2 separate regions of the Mus musculus genome follow, and region 1 is linked to region 2. Evidence: chromatin loops called from intact Hi-C (ENCODE). Cell type or tissue: left cerebral cortex. All regions are shown on one strand. Each heading gives the region's core, and the rest is flanking DNA. Links, peaks and the distances in the headings are about the cores only. Region 1 has its middle 13 kb from the start of Pate13. Region 2 has its middle 52 kb from the start of Gm3434.

The links. Hi-C counts contacts between places; a loop is a spot of excess contacts. Peaks named below come from ENCODE experiments on the same cell type or tissue, not always from the same donor. Only the 100,000 strongest peaks of a DNase experiment are listed, where the experiment ranks them.
Region 1: a loop joins it to region 2, with 12 times the contacts of the local background. A loop is called at or near these places in 5 of 42 quality-filtered maps.

Annotation. Positions count from the first base shown.
Region 1 is chr9:35,890,656-35,900,603 of GRCm38, forward strand. No RefSeq gene overlaps it. Among named protein-coding and RNA genes, the nearest start is that of Pate13, 13 kb to the right of the region's middle. In left cerebral cortex, for the core only: no CTCF peak of the experiment used is centred there; DNase peaks (open chromatin) are centred at 2,681 and 4,560; H3K27ac peaks cover 288 bases.
Region 2 is chr9:36,182,277-36,192,224 of GRCm38, forward strand. No RefSeq gene overlaps it. Among named protein-coding and RNA genes, the nearest start is that of Gm3434, 52 kb to the left of the region's middle. In left cerebral cortex, for the core only: no CTCF peak of the experiment used is centred there; no DNase peak of the experiment used is centred there.

The DNA of each region.
Region 1 (9,948 bases), core at 620-8,619, 290 kb before region 2:
GTCCATATGAAATAATCATTCAAATCCAAATGAAGGCATCTTTCATATTTCCCAAATAACATGAAGTTGAATTCTAATTTTTATCTTATTATTATAATAGTTGGGCAAATACTGTCTTAATTATACTTCAAGAGTTTTGAAAATAAGTTTGAGATCTAAAGATTTTATTCTAGTTCCATTAATATAACTTGGTAGATGCTAATAAGAAACCACAGTGATCCCAGCACTTGGGAGGCAGAGGCAGGCAGATATCTGAGTTTGAGGCCAGCCTGGTCTATAGAGTGAGTTCCAGGACAGCCAGGGCTATACAGAGAAACCCTGTCTTGAAACAACAACAACAACAACAACAACAACAACAACAAAAACAAAAACAAACAAACAAAGAAACCACAGTGATTATACTAAAGAGGGATACTACTGCTATAACTGAGATAATATTGCATTTGTGTATGTGATTACATTGTGAAAATATAGTCATGTATGGAGACTAAAATGTGGGAGATTTAACATGCTAACAAGGGAAATGTAAAGTGAGTGACTGATAAATCTAATGCAAATGGTTAATTATGTTTCCAAATTACAGGAGTTTTCTAAAATTCTTTCTGATCATCATATTTTCAAACTATGTTGAAAGTTGAAACCTATATCTCATCATTGATTCCCTAAATGCAATATTATATTCAAATATCCTGAAGACTATTATCCCACATATGCCTCTTCAGATAAGAATTGGTGACTAGTATTCAGCTAATTTTTCATCTTGATATACTTGTCTTTGGCTATAAGATCATAGTAAAGTCAATAGAAATATCACAGACAAGAGCTGAGTGAACAGAAGTAGCTATGGCCAGATGACTCTCACAAAATGGTGATAGGCATTAGAACTTCAACAAATATACTGACTATTCCTTGCATTTAAGTTTCAGAAAATCTTCTAACTTCTCATTGTCCTTCCAGCTCTGAGTAGTACAAACCCTCCCTCTACCTCAATTACCCTCTGCAAGTCATTACTCTGGAAATGATTGTTTTTGGCCCTGTTTCCATGTAGTCTGCTTTCCTTGATCCTCCCCATAAAGATCCACCAGAAAATGTCACTTTTTGCAATGGTATTTTTATCACCCTAAAAATGGTGAGAATCAGAACATAAGGGTAAATGAAGTTGAGTAGGAAGTACCAGAGCACCTGAACTAGAACATTCACCAGAAGACAGAATTGAGGTTTGATATACAAGCTTCCCCTTGAAACCATTCATGCTTTTCAAATCAGCATGAAGCATAGACAGTCTTATGATTCTTGAAAACCCATTTTCCATCCATATAGAGGAAGACTTGCTTTCCAAACTGTCATCCCTTCTCCTATTTCTAGATTACCTCTCACCTATTCTCAAGTAGTATTCTTGAGACTTCTGGTAAATGTGTAAAGTATAACCTTACCTTCAACATTGGCTCTGACCCAAAGCTTTATTACTTCTCAGTGTTATTTCTTATACCAGGGGTTGTAGGGCAAACTATTCTGTCCTGCTCTCCTCCTGCCCAAAGATTCCCCTCACCCATTCCCTCATTGCTTTAGGTAGGAATTTTGAGTTCTCTCTTTTCACAGGTCATCTCTACCTCAGCCCTGGCATAATATCTTCAGCTACTGACTCCACAAACTCAGATATTTGGGAAATACAAAACACCAAGAATTAACTTCCTCACAAAGACTTTTATGTAGAGTTCTTGGATGATTCTTTTTGATCTTCCATGACCCAGTCTTTGCCTGGAATGAGAAAGCAAGATCTTAGTGTGCCAAAATGAGAGGCTTTGCCCTAAGTCTACTCTCACTGGCTGTCCTAACACATGACCTCCTGCATTCCAAGCTCTTCATCTGTTTGCAGCCACCTTACATGGAGGAATCATGAACAATTCTACCTCTTTTGTGGTACCTGTAGTTACAGAAAGTATTCTTCAGAGTCTTCCCATAGCAGTATGGACATTCAGGCTAAAGAAGAGGCATGGAGAGTGATCCACAGTATGACTTCTTAATGCTTCTCTTAATCGAGGTAATTATATAAAATATCCATAAAAATAACCATGTGAATTTTTCATTTCCACGGATTTCTATCATAGGATCCTAAAACAAACACAAACACAAAACAAAACAAAACAAAACAAAAAACCCACTGCCACACAGCATCATTTTATAGGATCCATTACATTGTTTCTTGACAAAGTGACCCCAGGGCTATGTCAACCTTACTTTCCTTTGCCAAAGCACAAAGAAGCAAGAGATTAGGATTACAGAATGCTTGAAATTTTAGATTCTCAAGAACTATCTACCATTCATAGGGATTAGACCTGGGAAGGGCAAGGTACAGTGCAAATCCTAGCACTTAGGTGGCAGAGGAGTGCATATCTCTGTGATATCATAGCTAACCTGCTGTATATAGTGAGTCCCAGGTTAGCAGTACTGTATATTGAGACCTTGTCCCAAAAAGGGAGTTGGTCTCAGATGCTTTAGTCAGAGGTCCATTTGAGAAGTTATAACTCTAGAGACAACAGCAGACAAAGGCCTAAGAGTGACACTCTGTCACGGGAAGAGGAAGAACCTGACAGTTGTGGATAGCTGTAGGAGTTGTCTGAAACAGTTCAGCTGCCCACATGGCTTTCATATGGTTTGTGAGTTTGAGTGGGTAGGAAACTAAGAACAATTTCTTCTAGTCAGCCTTTGCAATCTGGGCTGAACTTCAGGACAAGCTGAATTCTCTCATTTACTTGAGCCAACTGATTAGTTAAAGAGATAAATTTAGCTATGAGTCAAGGAGAGAAATCTGGAGCTGTACTTCCACAGCCTAGAGTAGTCAAAGGTTTAGAGGGTTATGGCCATAGGAACTTCCACAGATGTGTTTGGAGCCTTGCTTTCTTTCTCCATCTACAGGAATTTCTTCTAGGGATTTTATGAGAATCTCTGAAATCTCTTTCTCTTAGGTCAAACTTTGAGGCTCAAGCAATTTTTTTCTAGAATACCAATAAGATCTGATCCAGAAAGTTTAGAAGGTAACCTGATCCCAGATGAAACCCAGATTCAGGCAGTTGCCAAGTTTAGCTGCACTAGTCCTGCCAATCCCTTTATGTTATCCCAGAAGCATGATCCTGTGTACCCTCATGGCATTCCATCTAGGGAAGCACAAACACTCAGCTCCTCTCACACCAAGGGCCTAGGAAAGGGCTTCAGAATCTGACGGTGATTCTCATAACAATGGGGAACAATCTCCAAACTGTAATTCAGATATTTATGACAGTTCTCCATATTAGTCTGTTAGTGCCATGAGAGGACATGATATCTGGTGGTTCAAATCACATAAGTCTATTTTTGCATTGTTAAGGAAGCTAGAATTCCAAGAGCAAAGTCTCAGTAGGGTTGGTTTTTCTGAGCCTTCTTTTTCTGGTTTATATATAGCCACCTTCTTCTTATGTCTTTACACACAATTTCCCTTTATACACAAATCCTCAGTTTCTGTTTTCATCTGCTCAATTCTAGTTATTGAATTAGGTGCTACACATATATTCTCATTTAGCCACAATCACATCTGGAAAGGATATGTACAAAAATACGGTCATTTTCCAACACACTGAGGATAATCTCTCAAATTATATACAAAGAACATGCAAGATAATTCAGTATATAAGAAAGACTCTCATGAGGCAAAGAATAGCTTGAACCATCAATAACAACATTTAAATATGATAGAAATTAATATGGTATTATTTATATTTTATTCTAATATCAATTTGGAAGAAAATCCCCTGAATTCATATTTAAGAAATATAAGGAGAATGTTGGGAAATCAATATTTAATTTGTTCTTGGATCAACCCATTACATTGTGAGAGGTGAAGAGTTCCCAGGCTGCTGTTATCTACCTAGCATGCTGAGCACTACATTTGGAGCACCACTCAAAATCTGTAATTATTGGTAGCAAACTTGGTTCCTCAGGACATACAAACCAATGTCAAACCTACATGCCACCTTCTCTGTCTCCACTAAAAAAATGTTCCCACATTTCTTCCTGATTTATTTGTTCTAAACATACTCAGTGCCATTATTATGTTTCTGGTACTGACATGCTCTGAGGGGATAGATTCAGTGTCTCATACTAGCTGAGCAAGAAGACAGTAGTTAAGTAACCACACATATGCTAGTGTTGTAGTAACAGGGGCTCCACATTCAAGGTGTTGACACAGAACAGCTGGGTGAAAATGGACAGGTAAGGAGAAGCTATGGAGAGACAGTATTTGGTCAAGTTGGCCACATAAGGGCAAATGCTTGTGTTATCTTTAAATAATTCCTTGAATAAGACTCCCCTAAGTCTCCTATATAGTGCAGGGAAATAGTGGAAATTAAGTGATAAAGTCTTGAGCACCAAGACTAGAACAACAAATGCTTACTATCTGCTGATGCTATTCTTGATATGATTACTCCAATCTGTGTTATGCATGGTGTTGATAGAGGCAGAGGAAGGAGAAGACTACGCCATGACATAATTTCTATGCCATATGCCAATAGTGAACCTTCAGATTCAAAATAAGTTATAGGATCCAGTGTGCTCTGTAAAAGCAGATAAAGATAGAAATGCTTTTGAAACCCAAAATAGGAGAAAAACCTTGGATCTCTAAAGAAGGACTCTGAAAATCCTTTTATATAACTTAAGTAAAGAATCCCTAAAGATACTTTACAGGAGAGTGGAGTACACATAAAGGGTGAAGATGGTATGGCCAACTGTTCTGTTTGCTTTACTCACTTCTGTGACAAAATGTCTGACAAGTGCAACTTTTGAAGGACAGATCTGCTTGTGTAGGGAACAAAATAAAGGGAATGCCCTGGGGAAGAAAGGGAAGGAGAAATATGCCATGTCCGGCCAGAGTTCCTGTACTTTAGGCAGGCAGACATGGGGAGATTGCCATGTGCTTTTCCAATTGTACCTGGGTGAGTATGCCTATGTGGTAAAGGGTGGAGAAAGGGGAAGCTCCCATCTGGTGATCCCCCCCCCCGAGATTCCTTGCTGAAGCCCCAGGGTTGCAGGAGAGAGGGAATAGGGGAAGAAGTTCCCAACACTGACCAGAGTGCACAGCGGGCCTTGAGGGAGCAGACACACTGTAAGGTTTAAGAGCTTTATTATAGAAGTCAGGGGAAAGAGAGAGAAGGTAGGGGAGAGAGAGAGAGAGAGAGAGAGAGAGAGAGAGAGAGAGAGAGAGAGAGAGAGAGAGAGAGAAGACAAAGAGAAAGAGGAAGGGAGAGAACTGAGAAGACAAAGAGGGGAGAGAGAGGGTGAGAGTGAGGAGTAAGAGGTAAGAGCAGAAGAGTAAGAGAGCATGGTGGGGGCTGAGCAACTGTTTTTATTATCTTTACTGTTGCTAGGTAATTGGGAAGGAGTTTAGGCTCAAGGTCAGAAGCTTGGACCATTGCTTATGTGATTTCTGATCATGGGTTTCTTGTGGGGGCTGTGGTGGGCAGTAACTTAGGCAGGGTCTAGAGTTCCAGGTGCATAAGGGAATGCCTACCATGTCATGTAGGTAAATTATGACTGTTGGGCTTCAGACCTTAGCTCGACTGGATACCAGCCTGCAATTCCCCACAAATTCCTCCTCTTTTTTTATTAGAAAAAAGTTGGGGGGTGTATTGGCCAGTTTTGTGTCAACTTGACACAGCTGGAGTTATCACAGAGAAAGGAGTTTCAGTTGGGGAAATGCCTCCACGAGATCCAGCTGTAAGGCATTTTCTCAATTAGTGATCAAGGGGGGAGGTCCCCTTGTAGATGCTGCCATCTCTGTGCTAGTAGTTTTGGGTTCTATAAGAGAGCAGGCTGAGTAAGCCAGGGGAAGCAAGCCAGCAAAGTACATACCCCCATAGCCTCTGCATCAGCTCCTGCTTCCTGACCTGCTTGAGTTCCAGTCCTGACTTCTTTCAGTGATGAACATCAATGTGGAGATGTAAGCTGAATAAACCCTTTCCTCCCCAACTGCTTCTTGGTAATGATGTTTGTGCAGGAATAGAAACCCTAAGACAGGGGGTCACTGATGTGACTGTGTCATTAATTGTGAAAATTTAGAATGGAGTGGAATTATCAGAAAAAATATATAGCCTAGAGAAGTAGCAGAACCAAGCCAGAGTAGTAAGGAGAGTTGAAGGTAAGAGTTGAGAAGGCAAGAGATTGAGTTGAGAAGGGAAATGATTGAGTTGAGAAGGCAAAAGATTATACAATTAATTGTTTCATGGGTAGTACAATTTGAGAGTAATAACATCCATTTTTGAATAGCAATTAATTAATCTAGATAGACATTATGCTTTCCTCACTATCATATAACTTTCCCCAAAGTTCAACAGCCATTTGGCTTTAGCAAAAAGAGTCTTTTCTAAATGCTCCCTTTTCTCTATAGTATTCATGATTTATTTCCAAAAATTCTTTCAACTTGTTTAAGATTTCCTTTAAGGTGCAAAATCATCCAATCCTTAATTAATAACTAGTTTTCTTTTACAGAAGAACTGTTAACTGACTACTTCAGTTACAAAATTAACATGATATTTTCTTCTTTAGCCATCCACAAGGGACTGTGATGTGCTTCTAAGCAAACCATTGCAGGCATAACTTTTGCTATCCACACTATGCAAATATCCTCTGCTGGTGTTCTGCTCCTTTGTTATGATTACTCTACAGGTCTATCTCTGCACAAGGCCTGCTGCCACAGCTCCATGGTGGTGGGAAGACTTGTTGGCAGGGTCCTGAGGCTGCAGATTACATGGTCTCTGAGGTTAGAGCAGAGGGAGGTGTAGCTGGCTCTGACATCACTTTCTTTTCCAATTAAGTCCAAGACTCAAGCATGGAAGGCAATGGATGGGTCTTCCTATCTTAGTTAACAAAGACTATTAATCAGAAGATTGTCCTCAAGGTGATGCTGGATCTTGTCAAGGTTACAATATTGACCATCACAATTCCTAAGTCTTAGTTGTCTTAGAAATACAATTTAATAACCAGTGTCTGTCATGCCTGGCCTGAGGCTCCTAATACAGAAACACAGATGTACTTAAAACATATATCATGTATCCTACTTTTAGAGTTTGCAAGAGTCATTTATATTTCCTATGGATAAATTTTATTTAATTTTCCCTTAGGGAAAGTAAAGTAAGATTAGGATATAACATTTTAGAAATTGACATGAAATCCAATTATAAGGAGGCAAATAAGAGCAAAAGTCAGATACATGCTCAATAGGAAGAAAAGTTTGAGGTTATATAAATTTCTTTACCTTTAAACAACCAGAAATAGGGATCTCTTCACAGACTCTTGAGGCTGTTCCATACATTGACATTTCTGACCACTTCATCATAGGAAATGCTATCAATACAAGAAAAAACATTCCCTCTCCTACCAGAGAGAAAAAGCATGCTGGAGGTACAAAAGAGAAGAAACAGCAAGAAAAGATGTATCTCATTTGCCATGTGCATTTGCTAGAAAAAAACTGATCAGACTCTAGCCACTGATTTGGTAGACAGTAGCCAGGACATGCTTGGCATCAGAAGGAAACTGAAGGGTAGTTTTGATTTACATATGAGGTGGGTACAATTGAAAGTCAGTAAGCCTGTCTTGGGGCTTTCTCCAGCACATCAAAGCAATTCTAAGTTATAGATAATGTAGGAGATTCAGAAGGTGTAGGAGAAATTGCCAAGCTTACAGGCTAAAGTAAAACCCCTGCCAGGTTGAAGAAGAAAGAAATCAATCCAGCAAAGAAGATTTGGATCTTGCTTCTTGGAAATGTATCTCCTGGCTATAACAAGAAACACAACAAAGGCTCACTAGGCACAAAGGGTTTTAAAAATGTCCTGGGACCAGGATGTGGATGATAGGATGAGATGAATGGTGGTTCCTTATCTACTAAAGGGGAAATTGCAAAGACATTTTTTCTTTCTGCATTTAATATCCAAAGACAGGATGCAAGAATGTTTACATAGATTTATAAACAATTTACTTCATTAGGCTTGTGTGGCATTGTGATATTTTATAAATCACTTGCTGGTAAATATCAGAAGCATTTGTATAATAATCTCTACTTGTGGCTTTTTTATTTATTAGGTATTTTCTTCATTTACATTTCCAAGGCTATCACAAAAGTCCCCCATACCCTCCCGCCAAACTCCCCTAGCCACCCACTCCCACTTCTTGGCCCTGGCATTCCCCTATACTGAGGCATATAAAGTTTGCAAGACCAATGGACCTCTCTTTCCAATGATGGCCAACTAGGCCATCATATTGTTGTTCCACCTAAAGGGTTGCAGACCCCTTTAGGTCCTTGGGTACTTTCTCTAGTTTCTCCATTGGGAGTCCTGTGATCCATCCAATAGCTGACTATGAGCATCCACTTCTGTTTTGGCTAGGCTCTGGCATAACCTCACAAGAGACAGCTATATCTGGGTCCTTTCAGCAAAACCTTGCTAGTGTATGCAATGGTGTCAGCGTTTGGAGGCTGATTATGGGATAGATCCCCGGTTATGTCAGTCTCTAGATGGTCCATCCTTTTGTCTCAGCTCAAAAATTTGTCTCTGTAACTCCTTCCATGGGTGTTTTGTTCCCAATTCTAAGAAGGGGCAAAGTGTCCACACTTTGGTCTTTATTCTTCTTGAGTTTCATGTGTTTTGCAAATTATATCTTGTATCTTGGGTATTCTAAGTGTCTGGGCTAATATCCATTTATCAGTGAGTACATATCATGTGAGTTCTTTTGTGATTGGGTTACCTCATTCAGGATGATGCCCTCCAGGTCCATGCATTTGCCTAGGAACTTCAGAAATTCATTCTTTTTAATAGCTGAGTAGTAATTCATTGTGGAAATGTACCACATTTTCTGTACCCATTCCTCTGTTGAGGGGCATCTGGGTTCTTTCTACCTTCTGGCTACTATAACTAAGGCTGCTATGAACATAGTGGAGCATGTGTGCTTATTACCAGTTGGAGTATCTTCTGGATATATGCCCAGGAGAGGTATTGTGGGATCCTCTGGTAGTACTATGTACAATTTTCTGAGGAATCCCCAGACTGATTTTCAGAGTGGTTGTACAAAATTGCAATCCCACCAACAATGGAGGAGTGTTCCTCTTTCTCCACATCCTCACCAGCATCTGTTGTCAACTGAATTTTTGATCTTAGCCGTTCTGACTAGTATCTCAAGATTGTTTTGATTTGCATTTCCCTGATGATTAAGGATGCTGAACATTTTTTCAAGTGCTTCTCAGCCATTCGATATTCCTCAGGTGAGAATTCTTTGTTTCGCTCTGAGCCCCATTTTTAATGGTGTTATTTGATTTTCTGGAGTCTACCTTCTTGAGTTCTTCATATATATTAGATATTAATGTCCTATCTGATTTAGGATAGGTAAAGATCCTTTCCCAATCTGTTGGTGGCCTTTTTGTCTTATTGACGGTGTCCTTTGCCTTACAGAAGCATTGCAATTTTATGAGGTCCCATTTGCCTATTCTTGATCTTATAGCACAAGCCATTGCTGTTCTATTCAGAAAATTTTCTCCTGTGCCCATATCTTCGACGCTTTTCTCCACTTTCTCCTCTATGATATTAAGAGATATTAAGGAAACGTAATTGTTGCTTCCTTTTATTTTTGTTGTTAGGTTTGACTTTCTGTTCTTGTCGCTGTCTTCTTTTTGGTTTGTTGAGGGATTACTTTCTTGCTTTTTCTAGGGTGTGATTTCTGTCCTTGTATTTTTTTTTTTTTTTTTTTGGTTATTATCCTTTGAAGGGCTGGATTCCTGGAAAGATAATGGGTGAATTTGGTTTTGTCGTGGAATACTTTGGTTTCTCCATCTATGGTAATTGAGAGTTTGGCCGGGTATAGTAGCCTGGGCTGGCATTTGTGTTCTCTTAGTGTCTGTATAACATGTGTCCAGGCTCTTCTGACTTTCATAGT
Region 2 (9,948 bases), core at 1,057-9,056:
TGTGAAAATTTAGAATGGAGTGGAATTATCAGAAAAAATATATAGCCTAGAGAAGTAGCAGAACCAAGCCAGAGTAGTAAGGAGAGTTGAAGGTAAGAGTTGAGAAGGCAAGAGATTGAGTTGAGAAGGGAAATGATTGAGTTGAGAAGGCAAAAGATTATACAATTAATTGTTTCATGGGTAGTACAATTTGAGAGTAATAACATCCATTTTTGAATAGCAATTAATTAATCTAGATAGACATTATGCTTTCCTCACTATCATATAACTTTCCCCAAAGTTCAACAGCCATTTGGCTTTAGCAAAAAGAGTCTTTTCTAAATGCTCCCTTTTCTCTCTAGTATTCATGATTTATTTCCAAAAATTCTTTCAACTTGTTAAAGATTTCCTTTAAGGTGCAAAATCATCCAATCCTTAATTAATAACCGGTTTTATTTTACAGAAGAACTGTTACCTGACTACTTCAGTTACAAAATTAACATGATATTTTCTTCTTTAGCCATCCACAAGGGACTGTGATGTGCTTCTAAGCAAACCATTGCAGGCATAACTTTTGCTATCCACACTATGGAAATATCCTCTGCTGGTGTTCTGCTCCTTTGTTATGATTACTCTACAGGTCTATCTCTGCACAAGGCCTGCTGCCACAGCTCCATGGTGGTGGGAAGACTTGTTGGCAGGGTCCTGAGGCTGCAGATTACATGGTCTCTGAGGTTAGATCAGAGGGAGGTGTAGCTAGCTCTGACACCAGTTTCTTTTCCAATTAAGTCCAAGACCCAAGAATGGAAGGCAATGGGTCTTCCTATCTTAGTTAACAAAGACTATTAATCAGAAGATTGTCCTCAAGGTGATGCTGGATCTTGTCAAGGTTACAATATTGACCATTACAATTCCTAAGTCTTAGTTGTCTTAGAGATACAATTTAATAACAAGTGTCTGTCTTGCCTGGCCTGAGGCTCCTAATACAGAAACACAAATGTACTTAAAACATATATCATGTATCCTACTTTTAGAGTTTGCAAGAGCCATTTATATTTCCTATGGATAAATTTTATTTTATTTTCCCATAGGGAGAGTAAAGTAAGATTAGGAGATAACATTTTAGAAATCGACATGAAATGCAATTATAAGGAGGCCAATAAGAGCAAAAGCCAGATACATGCTCAATAGGAAGAAAAGTTTCAGGTTACTCACTACATTTCTTTACCTTTAAACAACCAGAAATAGGGATCTCTTCACAGACTCTTGAGGCTGTTCCATACATTGACATTTCTGACCACTTCATCATAGGAAATGCTATCAATACAAGAAAAAACATTCCCTCTCCTTCCAGAGAGAGAAAGCATGCTGGAGGTACAAGAGAAGAAACAGCAAGAAAAAATGTATCTCATTTGCCCTGTGCATTTGGTAGAAGAAAACTTATCAGGCTCTAGCCACTGATTTGGTAGACAGTAGCCAGAACATACTTGGCATCAGAAGGAAACTGAAGGGTAGTTTTGATTTACATATGATGTGGGCACAATTGAAAGTCAATGAGCCTGTCTTGAGGCTTTCTCCAGCACATCAAAGCAATTCTAAGTTATAGATAATGTAGGAGATTCAGAATGTGTAGGAGAAATTGCCAAGCTTACAGGCTAAAGTAAAAACCCTGCCAGGTTGAAGAAGAAGGAATTCAATCCAGCAAAGAAGATTTGGATCTTGCTTCTTGGAAATGTAGCTCCTGGCTATAACAAGAAACACAACAAAGACTCACTAGGCACAAAGGGTTGTAAAGATGCCCTGGGACCTGGATGTGGATGGTAGGATGAGATGAATGGCGGTTCCTTATCTACTAAAGGGGAAATTGCAAAGACATTTTTTCTGCATTTAATATCCAAAGACAGGATGCAAGAATGTTTACATAGTTTTAAAACCAATGTACTTCATTAGGCTTGTGTGGCATTGTGATATTTTGTAAATCACTTGCTGGTAAATATCAGAAGCATTTGCATAATAATCTCTACTTGTGGCATTTTGTTATTTATTAGGTATTTTCTTCATTTACATTTTGAAGACTATCACAAAAGTCCCCCATACCCTCCACCCAAACTCCCCTAGCCACCCACTCCCACTTCTTGGCCCTGGCATTCCCCTGTACTGAGGCATACAAAGTTTGCAAGACCAATGGACCTCTCTTTCCAATGATGGCCAACTAGGCCATCATACTGTTGTTCTACCTAAAGGGTTGCAGACCCCTTTAGATCCTTGGGTACTTTCTCTAGTTCCTTCATTGGGGGTCCTGTGATCTATCCAATAGCTGACTAGGAGCATCCACTTCTGTGTTGGTTATGCCCTGGCATAACCTCACAAGAGACAGCTATATCTGGGTCCTTTCAGCAAAATCTTGCTAGTGTATGCAATGGTGTCAGTGTTTGGGGCTGATTATGGGATGGATCCCCTGTTATGTCAGTCTCTAGATGGTCCATCCTTTTGTCTCAGCTCAAAAATTTGTCTCTGTAACTCCTTCCATGGAAGTTTTGTTCCCAATTCTAAGAAGGGGCAAAGTGTCCACACTTTGGTCTTTATTCTTCTTGAATTTCATGTGTTTTGCAAATTATATCTTGTATCTTGGGTATTCTAAGTTTCTGGGCTAATATCCATTTATCAGTGAGTACCTATCATGTGAGTTCTTTTGTGATTGGGTTACCTCATTCAGGATGATGCCCTCCAGGTCCATGCATTTGCCTAGGAATTTCAGAAATTCATTCTTTTTAATAGCTGAGTAGTAATCCATTGTGTAAATGTACCACATTTTCTGTACCCATTCCTCTGTTGAGGGACATCTGGGTTCTTTCTAGCTTCTGGCTACTATAACTAAGGCTGCTATGAACATAGTGGAGCATGTGTGCTTCTTACCAGTTGGAATATCTTCTGGATATATGCCCAGAAGAGGTATTGCAGGATCCTCCGATAGTACTATGTACAATTTTCTGAGGAATCCCCAGATTGATTTCCAAAGTGGTTGTACAAGCTTGCAATCCCACCAGCAATGGAGGAGTGTTCCTCTTTCTCCACATCCTCACCAGCATCTGTTGTAAACTGAATTTTTGATCTTAGCCATTCTGACTGGTATGAGGTAGAATCTCAAGATTGTTTTGATTTGCATTTCTCTGATGATTAAGGATGCTGAACATTTTTTTTTCAGGTGCTTCTCAGCCATTTGATATTCCTCAGGTGAGAATTCTTTGTTTAGCTCTGAGCCCCAATTTTAATGGTGTTATTTGATTTTCTGGAGTCTACCTTCTTGAGTTCTTCATATATATTAGATATTAATGTCCTATCTGATTTAGGATAGGTAAAGATACTTTCCAAATCTGTTGGTGGCCTTTTTGTCTTATTGACAGTGTCTTTTGCCTTACAGAAGCTTTGCAATTTTATGAGGTCCCATTTGTCTATTCTTGATCTTATAGCACAAGCCATTGCTGTTCTATTCAGAAATTTTTCTCCTGTGCCCATATCTTCGACGCTTTTCCCCACTTTCTCCTCTATGAGTTTAACTCTCTCTGGTTTTATGTGAAGATCCTTGATCCACTTAGATTTGACCTTAGTACAAGGAGATAGGAATGGATCAATTTGCATTCTTCTACATGATAATCGCCAGTTGTGCCAGCACCATTTGTTGAAAATGCTGTCTTTTTTCCACTAATTGTCTCATTTGTCTGATTTCCATTGATCCTGCCAATCCATAAGCATGGGAGATGTTTCCATCTTCTAATATCTTCTTTAATTTCTTTCTTCAGAGACTTAAAGTTCTTATACAGATCTTTCACTTCCTTTGGTAGAATCAAGCCAAGGTATTTTGTATTATTTGTGACTATTTTGAAGGGTGTTGTTTCCCTAATTACTTTCTCACCCTGTTTATTCTTTGTGTAGAGAAAGGCCATTGACTTGTTTGAGTTAATTTTATATCCAGCTACTTCACCGAAGCTGTTTAGCGGGTTTAGGAGTTCTCTGGTGGAATTTTTAGGGTCACTTATATATACTATTATATCATCTGCAAAAAGTGATATTTTTACTTCATCTTTTCCAATTTGTATCCCCTTGATCTCCTTTTGTTGTCGAATTGTTCTGGCTAGGACTTCAAGTACAATGTTGAATAGGTAGGGAGAAAGTGGGCAGCCTTGTCTAGTCCCTGATTTTAGTGGGATTGCTTCCAGCTTCTCACCATTTACTTTGATGTTGGCTACTGGTTTGCTGTAGATTGCTTTTATCATGTTTAGGTATGGGCCTTGAATTCCTGATCTTTCCAGGACTTTTATCATGAATGCGTGTTGGATCTTGTCGAATGCTTTTTCTGCATGTAATGAGATGATCATGTGGTTTTTTTGTCTTTGAGTTTGTTTATATAATGAATTATGTTGATGGATTTCCATATATTTAACCACCCCTGCATTCCTGGAATAAAACCTAGTTGGTCAGGGTGGATGATTGTTTTAATGTGTTCTTCAATTCAGTTAGCGAGAATTTCATTGAGTATTGTTGCATCGATATTCTTAAGGGAAATTGGTCTGAAGTTCTCTATCTTTGTTGGATCTTTCTGTGGGTTAGGTATCTGAGTAATTGTGGCTTCATAGAATGAGTTGGGTAGAGTACCTTCTACTTCTATTTTGTGGAATACATTGTGCAGAACTGGAATTAGATATTCTTTGAAGGTCTGATAGAACTCTGCACTAAACCCATCTGGTCCTGTGCTTTTTTTTTCCTGGGAGACTATTAATGACTGCTTCTATTTCTTTAGGGGATATGGGACTGTTTAGATCGTTAACTTGATCCTTATTTAACTTTGGTACCTGGTATCTGTCTAGAAATTTGTCGATTTAGTCATGGTTTTCCAGTTTTGTTGAGTATAGCCTGTTGTAGAAGAATTTGATGGAGTTTTGTATTTCTTCAGGATTTGTTGTTATGTCTCCCTTTTCATTTCTGAAATTGTTAATTAGGATGCTGTCCCTGTTCCCTCTAGTGAGTCTAGCTAAGGGTTTATCTATCTTGTTGATTTTCTCAAAGAACCAGCTCCTCGTTTGGTTGATTCTTTGAATAGTTATTCTTGTTTCCACTTGGTTGATTTCACCCCTGAGTTTGATTATTTCCTGCCGACTACTCCTCTTGGGTGAATTTGCTTCCTTGTTTTCTACAGCTTTTAGGTGTGTTGTCAAGCTGCTATTGTGTGCTCTCTCTAGGGTTTTTTATTTATTTATTTATTTATTTTTGGCAAAACTCAGAGCTGTGAGTTTCCCTCTTAGAAATGCTTTCATTGTGTCCCATAGGTTTGGGTATGTTGTGGCTTCATTTTCATTAAACTCTTAAAAAGTCTTTAATTTCTTTCTTTATTCCTTCCTTGACCAAGGTATCATTGAGAAGAGTGTTGTTCAGTTTCCACATGAATGTTGGCTTTCCATTATTTATGTTGTTATTGAAGATCAGCCTTAGTTCATGTTGGTTTGATAGGATGCATGGGACAATTTCAATATTTTTGTATCAGTTGAGGCCTGTTTTGTGGCCAATTATATGGTCAGTTTTGGAGAAGGTCCCGTGAGGTGCTGAGAAAAAGGTATATCCTTTCATTTTAGGATAAAATGTTCTGTAGATATGTTAAGTCCATTTGTTTCATAACTTTTGTTAGTTTCACTGTGTCCCTGTTAAGTTTCTGTTTCTACGATCTGTCCATTGATGAAAGTGGTGTGTTGAAGTCTCCCACTATTATTGTGTGAGTTGCAATGTGTGCTTTGAGCTTTACTAAAGTGACTTTAATGAATGTGGCTGCCCTTGCATTTGGAGCATAGATATTCAGAATTGAGAGTTCTTCTTGGAGGATTTTACCTTTGATGAGTATGAAGTGTCCCTCCTTGTCTTTTTTGATAACTTTGGGTTGGAAGTCAACTTTATTCGATATTAGAATGGCTACTCCAGCTTGTTTCTTCAGGCCATTTACTTGGAAAATTGTTTTCCAGCCTTTCACTCTGAGGTAGTGTCTGTCTTTTTCCCTGAGATGGTTTTCCTGTAAGCAGCAGAATGTTGGTTCCTGTTTGTGTAGCCAGTCTGTTAGTCTATGTTTTTTTATTGGGGAATTGAGTCCATTGATATTAAGAGATATTAAGGAAACGTAATTGTTGCTTCCTTTTATTTTTGTTGTTAGATTTGACATTCTGTTCTTGTACCTGTCTTCTTTTTGGTTTGTTGAGGGATTACTTTCTTGCCTGTTCTAGGGCGTGATTTCTGTCCTTGTATTTTTTTTTTTTTTGTTGTTGTTGTTATCCTTTGTAGGGGTGGATTCGTAGAAAGATAATATGTGAATTTGGTTTTGTCGCGGAGTACTTTGGTTTCTCCATCTATGGTGATTGAGAGTTTGGCCGGGTATAGTAGCCTGGGCTGGCATTCGTGTTCTCTTAGTGTCTGTATAACATCTGTCCAGGCTCTTCTGGCTTTCATAGTCTCTGGTGAAAAGTCTGGTGTAATTCTGATAGGTCTGCCTTTTTATGTTACTTGACCTTTCTCCCTTACTGCTTTTAATATTCTCTCTTTATTTAGTGCATTTGTTGTTCTGATTATTATATGTCGGGAGGAATTTCTTTTCTGGTCCAGTCTATTTGGAGTTCTGTAGGCTTCTCATATGTTCATTGGCATGTCATTCTTTAGGTTTGGGAAGTTTTCTTCTGTAATTTTGTTGAAGATATTTGCTGGCCCTTTAAGTTGAAAATCTTCATTCTCATCAACTTCTATTATCCGTCAGTTTGATCTTTTCATTGTGTCCTGGATTTCCTGGATATTTTTAGTTAGGATCTTTTTGCGTTTTGTATTATCTTTGATTGTTGTGCCGATGTTCTCTATGGAATCTTCTGCACCCAAGATTCTCTCTTTCATCTCTTGTATTCTGTTGCTGATGCTCGAGTCTATGGTTCCAGATTTCTTTCCTAGGGTTTCTATCTCCAGTGTTGCCTCACTTTGGGTTTTCTTCATTGTGTCTACTTCCCTTTTTAGGTCTAGTATGGTTTTGTTCATTTCCATCACCTGTTTGGATGTGTTTTCCTGTTTTTCTATAAGGACTTCTACCTGTTTGGTTGTGTTTTCCTGTTTTTCTTTAAGGACTTGTAACTCTTTAGCAGTGTTCTCCTGTATTTCTTTAAGTGAGTTATTAAAGTCCTTCCTGATGTCCTTTACCATCATCATGAGATATGCTTTTAAATCCGGGTCTAGCTTTTAGGGTGTGTTGGGGTGCCCAGGACTATGTGGGGTGGGAGTTCTGTGTTCTGATAATGGTGAGTGGTCTTGATTTCTGTTAGTAAGATTCTTACATTTGCCTTTTGCCATCTGGTAATCTCTGGAGCTATTTGTTATAGCTGTCTCTGGTTAGAGCTTGTTCCGCAGGTGATTATGTTATCCTCTATCAGCAGACCTGGGAGACAAGTTCTCTCCTTAGTTTCAGTGGTCAGAGTACTGTCTGCAGGCAAGCTCTCCTCTTGCAAGGAAGGTGCCCAGATATCTGGTGTTCAAACCTGCCTCCTGGCAGAAGTTGTGTTCCACTCACCAGAGGTCTTAAGATCCCATGGAGTGTCCTGTGGGGGACCTTGCGGGTGTCCGGAGACTTCGCGTATAAGGAACCTCAGTGCTGGTGTGGCCTGGAAGGGACTTGTGACCCTGCTCAGGCCGGGTTATCTGCCTCCCTAAATAATGCAGTCTCAGGTCTATTGCGATTGGATTGGGGCAGGCGCTGTGTTCCACTCACCAAAGGTCTTAAGATCCTGTGGGGGATCCTGTGGGGGTCCTTGCGGGTGTCCGGAGACTCCATGGGCAAGGAACCCCGGTGGTGGCATGGACTGGAAGGGATTTGTGACCCTGCCCAGAGTTCTTTTAATAATCCAATATGTAAAAGATCTGCAGATGGAAAGGGAGAGAGCCTATCTGTTAAAATTTTAGAATATGAATGACACATAATTCCAAGAGTGCAGGGTCAACAAGGAGACAGAAAAGACCTTAATGGTTATTGGTTTTAAATGAATACAAGACAGTGGAGCTACACAAAGACAAGGTCACCTGTACAATAAAGGTAATAGGACCTAGTACCACCTTGAAAGAAGGTGGGGCAAGTGTACCCCACAAGAAAAAGCAGTATCATGACGGAAGTAAATCTCCCAGTGTAGTTGGAGTGGCCACAGGGTAACAAGCATGAAATATTCTTTTAGAAGTTTTTTTTAGAATGGAGCTGAATGGCCCAGAGGGAGGTTTGGACCAGGCTTTTTCATTTTCTTGGAGTAAACAGCAGAATGTTTAGCGAACCAAGGCTGAGTGTAGTATAGACATGGTCTTAATTTTAATCCCAGATGGGCTAGGACAGGAAATACCCAGAAACTGTTCAGATCCCAAGAAGGAGCTCACTGGAAATGTCTCTGAAGAAACATCACCTCATCTCTTCGTTGATCCTTCAACTACCCAACTGTAAGATTTGTTGTGTACCTCCAGATTTCCCAGACTTCCAGCATGATAAGCACTAGAACTTCCTAAGGAGAAAAGACTGAGGTGTTGGAAGTCAAGAGCTTTGGAAGTTGCATGTAGATGATTAGGCTCAAAAATCCTATCCTATGACTCACACTGGAGAATTTTCCAGCATTGGAGTAACTTTTACAGTAAGCCTTCATGTCTCAGGAACCTTCTCTGGAAGCATTTGAGTTCTGAGTTACCTTTTACCACTTCCCAATCTTAGGATGATCATCTCTTTCTCACATAGTATATAGAGAGGAGTTTCTGAAGGACCAGAATACTATGTCACAGAGACTTGCACATACAGAAGATAAGATAAAGGGTGGAAGCTATCTTACTTAGCTGGAGCAAAAACATTGGGCAGCCTGTACTTCCCATATTATCATATTTTTGATTTCTCAGAAGTAAGTAGAAAAGGGCATTTCCTCCTTGTGTCTGTGTTGGAGAATTCTTCCTGTTCTCCAGTTTTATAAAGGGAACAAATTACCATCATTTACTCTAATCCACTTTCTACCATCCATCATGAATACTGTCACAAAAGTTAGCATACTACTCATCATGATTCTCTGTTTTCTCTGCTCCACAGATGGTAAGTTTTAGAACATGGCATGTGTAGATGGATGATATTAATGAATACTTTTCTCCTTTGGTAGTGTAAACAGTACCTTTAAGCAACACAAATACTAGTTAGTAGGAGTTTAAGCTCCTATTTAGGCAACAGCTAGATTTCTCCATCATCCAGGACATAAGAACTTTCTTCAGCAATGGGCTTTACCATTAGGGTTTGGAAAGAAACCAATAGCCTTGGTTTAGTCCATGATGTTGGAGGAGGGGATTCAGTGGGAATGCTTTTGGTAACGAATCAAAATATAACCAATTTCTTGCAATGAAATTTTCCTTGGTGCTGTAAAATGTATAGTTGGGTCATTGTCTCTTCTTCATCTGACTCAATTTACATTTTTCCTATATGTATATGCTTTAGGAATCTCATAGAATAGTAATTTTCCATAAGATTTTTCAAAAGGTATTTAGTGACAATTGCTCCCCACATTTTCTCCTTAACCCTTCCATTCTATCTACCTACCCATTTAATGTTTCACCTCTATCTCTCTATAACTGTATATTATTTTCCACCTTTCATGGTATATCTTCTTCTACCCTCTGACAACTTATTGGGAATGTAACCACAAAGGACCTTTTCATGTAGCACACATATTAAACTTTAAGGCTAATATCCACATATATGAGAAAACACATAATACTTGTGCTTTAGGATCTGGGTTACCCCACTCAGGTTGATTGTTTCTAACTCCATCCATTCACTAACAAATTTCAGTTTCATTTTTTCTTAACAGCCCAACAGTACTGCATTGTGTAATTGTGCCACGCTTCATACTTTCATCAGTTGATGAACATCTGGGCTCTTTCCTATTTCTG